2 separate regions of the Mus musculus genome follow, and region 2 is linked to region 1. Evidence: chromatin loops called from intact Hi-C (ENCODE). Cell type or tissue: heart. All regions are shown on one strand. Links, peaks and the distances in the headings refer to the core of each region. The heading gives the core; the rest is flanking DNA.

Region 1 (7,640 bases), core at 1,093-6,092:
CACTTACCTTCTTGTCTCAGTCACTCAAGTGGACAGTCATGTCCACCTCATGCCTTCTCTCTTTCATTTTAAATATTTTATGCAATCTTTATTTTGCTTTTCTTTTTTCTTTTTTTTTTTTAGTATAGAATAGAGTTTATTTAAGGGAGGGGAGTTAAGAGGGTAGCAGAGGCAGAGAAAGGCAGATAGAAGGAGAGAGCAGAGAAATGGGGGCGGGCCATGGCCATGTGGAGAGAGGGGGGAAGGGAATTGGGAGTAAGGGGGCAAGAGGCAAGAGTGTAATAGGGTAAGAGTTTTTTTTTTTTTTTTGGTTTTTGGTTTTTTTTTTGTTTTTCAAGACAGGGTTTCTCTGTGTAGCCCTGGCTGTCCTGGCACTCACTTTGTAGACCAGGCTGGCCTCGAACTCAGAAATCCGCCTGCCTCTGCCTCCCGAGTGCTGGGATTAAAGGCGTGCGCCACCACGCCCGGCAAGAGTTATTATTTTTTTTTAAGATTTATTTATTTTTATTCTATGTAAGTACACTGTAGCTGTCTTCAGACACTCCAGAAGAGGGCGTTAGATCTCATTACGGATGGTTGTGAGCCACCATGTGGTTGCTGGGATTTGAACTTTGGACCTTCGGAAGAGCAGTCGGGTGCTCTTACCCACTGAGCCATCTCACCAGCCCGAGTTATTTTTTTTTAAGATTTATTTATTTATTATATGTAAGTACACTGTAGCTGTCTTCAGACACACCAGAGGAGGGCATCAGATCTCATTATGGATGGTTGTGAGCCACCATGTGGTTGCTGGGATTTGAACTTAGGGCCTTTGGAAGAGCTGTCAAGTGCTCTTACCTGCTGAGCCATCTCTCCAGCCCTATTTTGTTTTTCTTAAAGACTTATGTTTATGTGTGTGACTGTTTTACCTGTGTATATGGATGTGCACCATGTGATGCTTGGTTCCTATGGAGGTCAGAAGAAGGCATCAGGTCCCCAGGAACTGGAGTCATGGATCATGGTAAGGTGACATGTGAGTGCTGAGAACCAGATATTCTTAGCCACTAAGCCATTACACCAGTCCCTTCCTTCTTTATGGAGTATGATGCTCTCATGGGTCCGTATAGCATTCCCTCACTGCTGAACAGTATTGTCTGACAACATGGTTATCCATTCACCCATGCATTGGGTGTGTATGTATGTAAAAGTGGATAGCGTGAGCAGCGTGGGGTGAGGGCGGGGCTGTTCATCCCTTGGATCTGGAGATACAAGTGGCTGTGAGCCACCGACTTGCATGCTGGGAACTGGATTCAGATCCTCTGGAAGAGCAGCAAACGCTCCTCACTGCTGAGCCAGCTCTCCAGTCCCAACTAATGGGCCCTTGGGTTATATAGAGATTTTGTGAATTGTGAATAACAGGAACACAGGGTCGGTGTTTTCCCTTCTCTGCCTAGAGTAGGAATGGAGTAGAGTCCCTTTTCTTTTTTCTTTTCTTTTTTGTTTTTTGGTTTTTTGAGACAGGGTTTCTCTGTATATCCCTGGCTGTCCTGGAACTCACTGCTGGGATTAAAGGCGTGCACCACGACCACCTGGCCAGAGTCCCTTGTGTTGATGCTGAAACCCAGTGCCTTGGAGTGTGTGTGTGTGTGTGTGTGTGTGTGTAAGTGTATGTGTATGTATGTTTGTGTGAATGTGTGTGTATATATGTGTGTGTGTATATATGTATGTGTGTGTATGTGTGTATATGTGTGTGTGAATGTGTGTGTGAATATGTGTGTGTATATATGTATGTGTGTGTATGTGTGTGTATATATATATGTGTGTGTGTATATATGTGTATATGTATGTGTGCATGTGTGTGTATATATGTATGTGTGTGTATGTGTGTGTGAATGTGTGTGTATGTATTGTATGTGTATGTATATATGTATGTGTGTATGTGTATGTTTGTATGTGTTTTGTTTGTTTGTTGTTTTGAGATAGAGTCTTATCACATAGCTCAGGCTGAACTTGAACTTGTTCTCCTCTTGCCTCCATCTCCTAAGCGCTAGGATCACGGGTGTGAGCCACTTTGCATTGCGCCGATGCCTCTTTCCTGGTGCATGCACTGTCACACACTTGTAATCCCAGCTCTCTATACTGATTCACTCTCTGCCCCTACTCTGTTTGTTTGTTTGTTTGTTTGTTTATGTTTCGTTTGGTTTGGTTTCATGAGACTGGATCTCTATGCAGCCCTGGCTGTCCTGGAACTCACTATGTAGACCAAACTGGCCTAGAACTCACAAAGATCTGTTTGCCTCCACCTTCTGCCTCTTCTGCCTCTGCTTCTTCCTCTTCCTCCTCTTTTAAGGAAAGGCAGTCTAGATTTCATTTTCTAAGCCATACAGTGGCTAGGTGTGGTGGCTCATACCTGTAATTCCAGCAAGTGGTAGGCGAAAAGCAGAAAAATAAAGAATTACATGGAATTGGGGCTGGTGAGATGGCTCAGTGGGTAAGAGCACCCGACTGCTCTTCTGAAGGTCGGAAGTTCAAATCCCAGCAACCACATGGTGGCTCACAACCACCCGTAATGAGATCCGATGCCCTCTTCTGGTGTGTCTGAAGACAGCTACAGTGTACTTTACATATAATAAATAAATAAATCTTTTAAAAAAAAAAGAATTACAGAGAATCAGAAGTTAACCTGTGCTGAACAGCAAGCATATCATTGCTTGAGTGTACCACGTTTTTCTTAAAGACTCCTCTGCCAATAAACAAAGGTTGTGTTCAAATATGTATGAGTTTTATTAAGAACAAACCCACCACCATCTCCACTTTACTGACAAACACACTAAAGTCCAGACAAGGGGAAAACATCACCAGAGGTCACACACTGAAAACTACTGCTGCTTCCAGTTCCCCTTTCCGTTCTGTATCCTTCAACTTATCCGTTCCTGCTAGTGTGTCCCTGCCGGCCCAGCTTTCTGCAGCAAGCCCCGGGCAAGCCAGCTGTCTCTCAACCTCAGCCTACAGGATTCTTGCAGGCTTCTTAGAGACAGCCAGCTTTCAACGCGGAGGCAGCGCTCCTTCAGACCCCCAGCCAGCAGGGGGAAGCGTAGCCACGGTCGCGGATAGCACCCGCTTGCTCTCTTCGTGGTGTTCCTTTTTTCTTGAGTCCCCCAAGACACTTCCGGGACACGCGGAACTTTGGTGCAGCCGGATGCTGCGCGCTGAGACGCTGGCTGAAAGGCGGCAGGCGGTGTTTCCGGCAGTGTTAGTGGTCCGCCTTGAAACGCCGTGGCCAAGGGAAAATGGAGACAATTTTAGAGCAGCAACGGCGCTATCATGAGGAGAAGGAACGGCTTATGGATGTTATGGCCAAAGAGATGCTTACGAAGAAGTCCACGGTGAGTGAGCCGTGGTCCGGGCCGCATCAGGAGGCGGGCCTGGGTCCTTTGCCGAGCCCTCGCGCTGTATTTGGCCTCGGAGCTTCTCTGCGCCCCATCCTCACCCTCCTCCTAAGCTGGCTCGGCACTCTGGCCTCGTTAACGTCCTCCGAGGGCCCCTCAATCTTCCTGCTTCAGCCCCTGGGACCTAAACCAATAAGCGCATCACCCCTCGGGTGCTCTTTCCAACTGCTAAACTCAAAGTAACAACGTATGTGTTACCGTTTGCCTTTCTGCAGCTTCGGGACCAGATCAATTCCGATCACCGCACTCGGGCCATGCAAGATGTGAGTGCGCCGCCGTCCGCTTCCCCTGGGGTCGGGCTGGGCGGGAAAAGTGCAGGCTGGGAAGGTTGAGTGGCCCTGCGTGATTTCTACCCCTGAGTTCTTAGACAAGCCCCTCTAGGGTACCTAATCAGATGTCCTATCTCTGCCTCCCAAGTGCTGGGATTAAAAGTGTATGCAACCACCTCGGGATCAAGCTGTCTCTTAAAAGTGGTGGAACTTTGAAGACCATGTATCTCATGAGTTTTCCTTGGGTTTTGCCAAGACATCCTTTCTTGTTTACTTAGCCCTGTGGTACAAATTTGCTTCATTCTGATGGCTTTGCGCTTCTGTTTCAGAGGTACATGGAGGTCAGTGGGAACCTGAGGGATTTGTATGATGATAAGGACGGGTAAGTGACGGTCACATCCCTTCTAACAATTAGTGCTTTTGAGGAGCCCTGGTGAGACCATGGGCTGTGTGCTTTATGCTCTTCGGGTTTGTTGATATCTTGCAGACTGCGGAAGGAGGAGCTCAATGCTATCTCAGGACCCAACGAGTTCGCTGAATTCTATAACAGACTCAAGCAGATAAAGGAATTCCATCGGAAGCACCCAAATGAGGTAAGGCCTCCCAACTTAGTGTCCTTAGACCTGGCCGTTAACAAAAGGGAAAGATGCAAAGGAAATGGAGCTATGCCATGTAGATGTCACTCCAAGAAAGAACGTGCCACTTCACTGCATGTTAAGTGACATCCTCTTGGCATCCCTCTGCAGTAAGAGAACACGGTGAAGCACTAGGGCTGCTTCACAAGAATGTCTCCTACTCAATATACTGTGCACCTAGCTCTGCCCTGAAATCTACCAACACAGTGGTGCTCTGTTCACTTGCAGAGGTCGTTACCCCTTCAGGATTCATGTCCAATGCCAGCTTTTTCGTAAAATATCTCTTGGACTGCCTCCTCCAAAGGAGCCCTTCCTTAGCATGCTGTGTTTTGTGCCAATCAATGTCTGCCCGGCTATGCAGCAAGGGAAGTGGAGAACACTAAGTAGGCAGCTCTGTACACTCAAGGTCAAAGCCAAAGCAAGTCTTAGAAGCCCAGGCCTGTGTGTGCCTGAGACATCGCCAGGCCCACCTGAACTCTTCTCCTTCCCTCAGATCTGTGTGCCAATGTCAGTGGAATTTGAGGAGCTGCTGAAGGCTCGAGAGAATCCAAGTGAAGAGGCACAAAGTAAGTAATGGTTACTGTTTCTTCCTGGGGCTTCAGGCCATTCTCAGCTATAGAGCTAGGACCTATGGCTTGGTTTTTTTTGTTTTGTTTTGTTTTTCAATCTGTTTTTATTTTGTCTGTGTGGGTAATTTGCCTGCATATATGTTTGTATACCGTGTGTGTGTGTGTGTGTGTGTGTGTGTGTGTGTGTGTGTGATGGCCTCAGGAAGCCAGGAGAGGGAATTGGATCCACTCCGACTGGAGTTACAAATGGTTTTGAGCTACCGTGTAGGGACTGGGACTCAAACTCAGGTGCTGTGCAAGAGCAGCCAGTATTTCTAAATGCTGAGCCACTTCTCTAGGTCCTAGAACGTCGTGTCTCTAAAAACAAATAAATAAAGGCTGATTGTGGTGGAGTATACATTTAATCTCAGCTCTCAGTAGTTCTCTGAGTTAAATAAATGCCAGACCTTTTATTTTTTTAATTGTATGGTGAGTTAACATCTTTTTTTTTTTTTTTAATTTGTTTATTTGTATCTGCATTGGTGTTTTGCCTACATGTATCTGTGTTTGAGGATGTCAGATCTCTGAGTGGAGTTACAGACAGTTGTGAACTGCCATGTGGGTGCTAAGAATTGATCCCAGGTCCTAATGAAGGCCACTCATTGCTCCTAACCATTGAGCTATCTCTCCAGCCCCATTTTTTTGTTTTGTTGTTTGTTTTGATGTGACAAGGTGTCTCTGTATAGCCCTGGAACTCACTCTATAGATCAGGTTGGCCTCGAATTCAGAGATGGCCTGCCTCTGCCTCTCTAGTGCAAGAATTAAAGGCGTTAAAAGTGTGTACCACTGCCCAGTTTGCTTTCTCTCTTCTTTTCTTTTCTTTTCTTTTCTTTTCTTTTTTTTTTCTTTCCTTTTCCTTTCCTTTTCCTCTCCTCTTCTCTTCTCTTCTCTTCTTTTCTTTTGTTCTTTCGTTCTTTCTTTCTTTCTTTCTAAAAGATGGGATCTCAGGGCTGGAGAGTTGGCTCAGTGGTTAAGAGCACTGACTGCTCTTCCAGAGGTCCTGAGTTCAATTCCCAGCAACCACATGGTGGCTACAGTATGCTCATATAAAGATAAGTAAATCTTTTTTTAAAAAGAAAGAAAGAAAAAAAGGGATCTCTCCATGTAGTACTGGCTATCTTGAAACCTGTTTGGACCAGGCTGGCCTCAGACTCACAGAGATATGTGCTAATAATCCTGGTTAGTCTGTTTATTAGTTTGTTTGTTTAATTGTGTATGTGTGGTGTGCATACAAAGGCGTATGCGTAGGGGCATGTGTGTCAGGGACAACTTTATGAAATTAGTTCTCTCCTACTTTTACCTGGGTTTTGGGGTATGACCTCAGGCCTGAGAATGATCTAGCTGGCTTTTCTTTTCTTTTTTTTTTTTTGGTCAGGGACATACTATGTATTTCATACTGGCCCTGAACTCTGTTTTTTCGATGACACATGCCTGTATTCCCAGCACGTAGGTAGAAGCAGGCAGATGAGTCTGCGGCCAATGTAAACTACCTGAAACCCTCTGTAATCCCCACCTTCTAGGACCTCAGGAATTGGTAGCTGGGTTCCTACACTATATTGACACCCTGATGATCTTGCACAAAATGCTTCTTTGTGTTCTCTAAGCTTAAAGTGAAAACCTACCTCTGTCATTTGATGAGAGCAGAGAGGACATTAAGTGACGGGCTACCTCGTAGAACTTCTAAAAGATAGTGCATTTGAAAGAGCAAGTTCAAGAAAGTAGCCTATAACATCTGAATCATTGACATGTGTGATTCCTTCAGACTTGGTGGAGTTCACAGATGAAGAGGGATATGGTCGCTACCTTGATCTCCATGACTGCTACCTCAAATACATTAACCTGAAGGCATCTGAGGTAAGGCCTGGAGAGTGGAGAGAGTCTCATTCTTGGGACTAAGTCAAGATAAAGCAAGTAGGGAGTCCCCCACCCCCAAGTAACTTATGTAGATATTAAGTAAATAACTCTATTTCATGGATTAAACACTATTTATAAAGAAAGTCAGGGTCGGGGCTAGTAAGATGGCTCAGTGGTGACTCACAACCATCCGTAATGAGAAACAAATAATAAAGAACCTATGGACCAGAGCGAGTGGGGCCAAGAGCGAACGGGGACTGGAGCAAGTGGAAGAAAGGGAAGGGGGAAGAAGAAAAAAAGAAAACAGAAGAAAAAGAAAAAAAAAGAAAGTCAGAGTCTTACAGTTAATATAGCAAGCCTATTATTTTGTTTATTAATTTGTTCATACAACAAAATTACTTTTGTAAAAATAAACTATCTGGGCAGTCCTATAGCCCCTCAGGGTGGTTGTAGGCACCTGGGCACAGCAGCATCAGGTGATTGAGCCTCCAGCCTGGTAAGCGTACGCCTAGCCACGTGCCCCCTTACCCCTGGGCTCTGCACCCTGATGTTGCATGAGTACTAAGCCGGGTTGGATCGATGGTGAAATACTTCCTGGGCCAGAATGTGCTCCTAAGTTCCTGGGACCAAGTGTTCGCTGCCTTCTGGCAACAGTACCCAAGTCCCTATAGCAGACATGTCTTGACCAAAGACACAGTGCACCAGGAGGTCAGCCCTGTCCAGAGGCTTCTGACCCAGACCAACAAGATGCCACATTGAGCAGAGCGACTGTTTCCTGCCATTGCTGCTCACTCAGCATACGTCCTGGAGGACTCTGTTGTGGACCCACAGGATCAGACCATGGCC
Region 2 (5,000 bases), core at 1-5,000, 130 kb after region 1:
ATATGCGTAGCTTGACAGTCGCTATCCCACGTGGCCCTGGCCTGGCCTTCTGCTCCATCAGCCCTGTGCTGAAGCTGGCCACAGGGAACCACTATCAGCATCTCAGCAGCTGCTCAATCTATGCAAGCCTTCCTGTGTGTCCGGGGCGCCCCCCTCAGGCCCTCCAAGGAACTGCTGCAGCTGTTTTCTTCTGACTGTTGAGGCCCCTTTTCAACTGCTTCTCCGCCGTCCCCTGCTCTTTCCCCTCTTCCCCAGAACAAAATGATTCCTGAAAGGAAGGGTCGGTTGTTCCTAGGTAGAAACCTGGCACCTTTAGACTTTCATATTTGTAAACACATCCATTGAAGGGAAGCGTCTCCAGTGTCACTGAGACTGTTGGTGTGTGGAAGTGCACTACTGTCGCGAATTTACAGCTTTTTCACAGCCCCAATCAGAAATATGTCGGAAGGCTCTCTGCACCACCTCTGTTGGCTCAAAAGCAGAATGACTTCCACGCTTCATCAAATCCATTTAGGAAGCCGTTAATGACCTCCCTCACCGGCTCCCACTTACTCTTAAATTCCCAACTGTAGAGGCATTTTAAATATACTCCAGCCAGTGCAAGATTTTCACAGATGAAGTTTGCAAGTGGTTGTGCTGTGACACAGATGGGAAATTGTCCATCTCTCCTCTGAGGCAGAAGGGGATGAGCCATAAAACTGGATCATACATATTTCTGATTGGTCTGTTTCTTGCATATTCTTGGATCTTGTTTCTTATGCCCCTGCTCTTGGGGAGGTTGGTCATTAGCCCAGGCATCTCTCACTGTTCTGGCGGCTTGAGGGCTTCTCAGTCTGCGTTGAAAATGCAAGTTTAATTGGATCTGTCAAATTATATTATAGTACAACCTTTTTCTAGAACTGGCGTGTAAAAACCATACACTGCTCCTTGGTGGTGGCTCACTGGGACAAAAATAGGTGATAATGTCATGTCACTTTCTCAATTCAATGCAATTTCTACTTTTTTTTTTTTTAAACAGGTAATGTTTTCATAAAACTTTTTTCCACCAAAATCTGGGGTGTTTATTGTAGTATCCCCGTGTCCCTCGAGGTGCCAAGTCAGGGGCTTGCCCGCCCTTGCCGCGGGTGTTCTCAGGCTTCCCAAGGGCTGTGTGAGTCAACAGCCTGCATCTTTGGTTGTGCTTTGGAGAAAATGTCACTGAGGTTGGAGTCCCAGGTAGCTAGTCCCTTTTCCTGGGAATTCCCTGTTGCAGTTTGGGGAAGGTGGCTGGAAAACGGGCTTTTCTGGTTGCCTGGCTCAGATCTAGCCAGAAAAGGCCACAAACTCTTTTCTAACACAAACTAATCATTGGCCAGTGGTCTTGGTGACAAGTTTTTAAGTCCCAAATAGTTTTATTTGAATTATGTAAAAGTACCAAGTTTATTTTAAATGTAAAACATGGGAACAACGGACTTCCACTGAGCGATATGAAAACGTTACAGGTTCAGTACTTCCAAAGGAAGAAACCTCCAACCCCTAAAAAGAATAAATACGAATTTGTATTTTTGAAGAATGTGAAATAATAGTGTTTGCTTAATTGCTCATTTTGTATAAACTTAATATTGTACTTTAAAATATCTGCTATGAAGTGAAAATTTAACTTTTTGGAATTGAAAAAGCAATATTAAATACTAATGAAATCTTAATTAAATGCTTATTTAAATCTGGTAGTACATGTGGCATTACTTCCCATCCCTGTCCCTGGTTGACACTCTCTTCCCACTCCCAGCCATCAAGTCTTGGAGGGACAGAAAAGAAAGGTCAGTCACCAGGGTCTGCAGATTTCCTTTTAATCAAGACTCTGCTCAAGTGTTTTGTGGGGCTGAGAGCCCCCAAAGCATGAAATGAACATGTAATACCACCTGGAACCCCCAAAGCAGGCCAGACCACTCTGGCCAGCACTGCTGGCTTCCTGAATCCGAGTACTCAAGACTGGATGTTTGTTGGCTCCATTTCAAAGCACAGTACTGCCTTCAGCCAGGACGACGTGGGAGTGAACCCAGCTGCTAGTAGAGTTGCCATCCCAGGCTGAGGGCCAAGTACCAGCAACTGCCCGTGAAGACTGGCCCCTTTTAGTGAAGGGAGTTGGTCACAGTCCAGCCACTGGCCCTGGAAAGGGACAGAAGTCAGGGTGCCCGGCTAGGGTATGATCAAGACTCCGAGGCTCCATCGCCAGCATCCTTTGGAAGGCCACCTCTGGCCGATACAGATGGCTGGGGCGGCGCTCCAGACTTGGCTGAACCGTTCTAGTTGGAACAGAAAAGGGGGGAGGGGGGATGAGCCCGGAGGAAAGGCCTTAAGTTAGGCCCCACAAGAATAAGGCCACTTGGCATCTCGACAGTACCATGCTTTTTCAAAACCTCGCTCAGATCAAAGGAAGTTAAGCGGTGGGGATGCTCTTCCACCTGCCTCCTTTGGAGCGGGGTGGGGGTGGGGAGCGCGAGCTAGACCAGTGCAGTGAGTGGGAAGCGCCCACCTCCCCAGGTCCAGCCCGGAGAGGGCACTGGGCACTGACCCCGCCACCAGCCGGTTCTGGGCGCCGGCGGCCCAGCTGCCGCAGCATCTCCTCACAGGCGGCGATGGTGTCCAGAAGCTGCCGCTGCCGCTGCTCCACGGCGTCCAGCAGCTGCTGGGCGCGTTCATCTCGGGGCGGCTGCGGGGGTGGCCTCCCGCCGAGCCCCAACCCCGCCTTCCCACGGTCCACGCCGGCAGCCTCCCTGCCCGGGAGAGAGACGGCGTCAGGGCCCGGCGCTAGGCGGCGCGAGGTCGCGGCCCCAACCCACCGCCCCGCCGGCCCGCTCTCACCCCCGTGACCAGCCTGCGCCGGGACCCCACTCCATCGCCGCCCGTGCCACCCGCTCACCACCCCTCCGCAGTCCGCCCCCCGCGCCGCGCGAGGAGTCCGCTAAGCCGAGCCCCGCCCCGTCCCCACCGTTCTCCTTCAAGTCGCCTGGGGGTCGCGGTCCCTTTAAGCGGCCGGGAGCGGAGGCGGGGCCGAGCCTCGCGGGCCGGAAGTTGCGTCCGTGCGTCACTTCCTCCCGGAAGCGGCTCGGCACGGATGTCTACGGCGCGTCCGTGCGCGGGGCTGAGGGCCGCCGTGGCGGCCGGCATGGGGTTGAGCGACGGGCCGGCTAGTTCTGGCCGCGGCTGCCGCCTCCTACGCCCTCCTGAGCCCGCTCCGGCGCTGCCGGGGGCCCGGCTGCTGCGGCTTCCGGAGAGCGAGCCCGTGGAAGCCGCGAGCCCCGAGCGCTCCGGCTGGACCGAGGCGCTGCGGGCCGCCGTGGCCGAGCTGCGCGCCGGCGCCGTGGTGGCGGTCCCGACCGACACGCTCTACGGCCTGGCCTGCTCGGCGAGCAGCTCGGCGGCCCTGAGTTGCGTGTACCGCCTCAAAGGCCGCAGCGAGGCCAAGCCGCTGGCCGTGTGCCTGGGCCGCGTGGCCGACGTCTACAGGTGAGGCGGCCCCGCTGGGGGCGGCCCCGCGGGAGGGGTTTCCGGTGACAGCCTCGGGAGACCGCGGCGTCCGCCGAGCGCGGGAGGGGCTTGTCCTTGCTCCCCGAGGAGGAATCCGGAACTGGAGATTGGTCGGGAGCGCTGACGGCTCGCCAAGATCCGCTCTAGACAGTCGGTCGAGAAGCTGAGTTAGGCGAGCATGGCACTCTTCTCCCGGTGCCCTTGTGATGGGCGGAGGGGAGGCCCGTTTCGGGGTAACGCCTTCCAGATGATTAAACGGATTGAGATTGTATCCACGTGCCACGGCGCTGTGGTTTTGTCCCCCAAGACAGGCGGATAGACTTAAAGCCCAGGGTACTCTGTGGAGTCTGTCTTCTGCCAGAACTCCGAGGAAGAGGGAGTAGAGAGTCAGGTAGATCTCGTTCATTATACACGCGAAGGGGACCCCTCTCCAGCATCTGCCTTAAGTCCCCAGGAAAGGTCCATCAGGGTGATTTGGAGAGGATTTGTGCTCCTTTGCCTGCAGGTACTGTCAGGTGAGAGTACCTAGGGAGCTCCTGGAAGACCTGTTCCCAGGCCCTGTGACCCTGGTGATGGAGCGCTCCGAGGAGCTCAACAAAGACCTGAACCCCTTTACTCGTGTGAGTCAAGAGTTTTCCCTTTTCCTGCGATCTAAATCAGACGCTTGCAAGCCCTCGATGTCTTCCTCACGTTCTCTTTTCTTGCTTCCCAGCTTGTTGGCATCCGGATTCCTGACCATGCCTTCATGCTGGACTTGGCCCAGATGTTTGGGGGACCACTTGCACTCACTAGTGCCAACCTCAGCTCCCAGGCCAGTTCTCTGAGTGTTGAGGTGAGAATTGGCCCCAGCAGGTTAAACTGCTGTTTCCTTAAAATCAACAAGGCTAACACTGTAATGGGATTGCCTGGCAGAAATTTGGGCCTTTGGTGCATGGGTGAGAAGGTTACCCATTTGGTGTTGGTTAGAGGAGGGTATCCGAATGAATCTTGGAAGGGGGCAGGTGGTGTACTTGTAAGGCCAGGACAAGGAGGCTAGGGTAAGAAAATCTCAGTCAGCCTTAGTTATTTAGGGACACTTACTTTTTTTTAATGATTTATTTTTATTTTATGTACATTGCTGTTTTGCGCGCGCGCGCGTGTGTGTGTGTGTGTGTGTGTGTGTGTGTGTGTGTGTGTGTGTCTAGGTGATGGTGTCAGATCTCCCGACCATGGAGTTGGTGATGGTGTCAGATCTCCCGACCATGGAGTTGTAGACAGTTATGAGCTGCTGTGTAGGTGCTGGGAATTGAACCTTGGTCCTCTACAAGAGCAGTCAATGCTCTTGACTGCCGAGCCATCTCTTTGCCCCTGGGAGCTTTACTTATTTTTCTTTAGAAAGTGTTGGAATTGTTTTATCTTGATAGGCCAAGGGAGAGCAGGTGTGGTTTTTTGTATCGATGATAATAGAAAAGATGTCGGAGTGGTGGTGAGCATCTTTAATCCCAGCACTC

The links. Hi-C counts contacts between places; a loop is a spot of excess contacts. Peaks named below come from ENCODE experiments on the same cell type or tissue, not always from the same donor. Only the 100,000 strongest peaks of a DNase experiment are listed, where the experiment ranks them.
Region 2: a loop joins it to region 1, with 9 times the contacts of the local background. A loop is called at or near these places in 14 of 42 quality-filtered maps.

What each region holds. Positions count from the first base shown.
Region 1 is chr4:124,711,626-124,719,265 of GRCm38, forward strand. It overlaps Sf3a3 (splicing factor 3a, subunit 3), which reads left to right and starts at 3,236. Exons shown (of 17, transcript NM_029157.3): 1 at 3,236-3,365; 2 at 3,644-3,691; 3 at 4,027-4,079; 4 at 4,185-4,290; 5 at 4,826-4,898; 6 at 6,703-6,794. The coding sequence starts at 3,270. It also overlaps the pseudogene Gm12917. In heart, for the core only: a CTCF peak has its summit at 3,053 (motif pointing right); a DNase peak (open chromatin) is centred at 3,146; H3K4me3 peaks cover 1,656 bases; H3K27ac peaks cover 1,309 bases.
Region 2 is chr4:124,847,678-124,852,677 of GRCm38, forward strand. Mtf1 (metal response element binding transcription factor 1) reads left to right here. Exons shown (of 11, transcript NM_008636.4): 11 at 1-2,123. 1110065P20Rik (RIKEN cDNA 1110065P20 gene) reads right to left here and starts at 2,887. Exons shown (of 3, transcript NM_001347196.1): 1 at 2,845-2,887; 2 at 2,555-2,756; 3 at 1,808-2,285. The coding sequence starts at 2,879. The coding sequence ends at 2,190. It overlaps Yrdc (yrdC domain containing (E.coli)), which reads left to right and starts at 3,082. Exons shown (of 5, transcript NM_153566.2): 1 at 3,082-3,489; 2 at 4,016-4,130; 3 at 4,223-4,342. The coding sequence starts at 3,098. In heart, for the core only: a CTCF peak has its summit at 2,770; DNase peaks (open chromatin) are centred at 154, 2,174, 3,074 and 3,614; H3K4me3 peaks cover 2,771 bases; H3K27ac peaks cover 2,406 bases.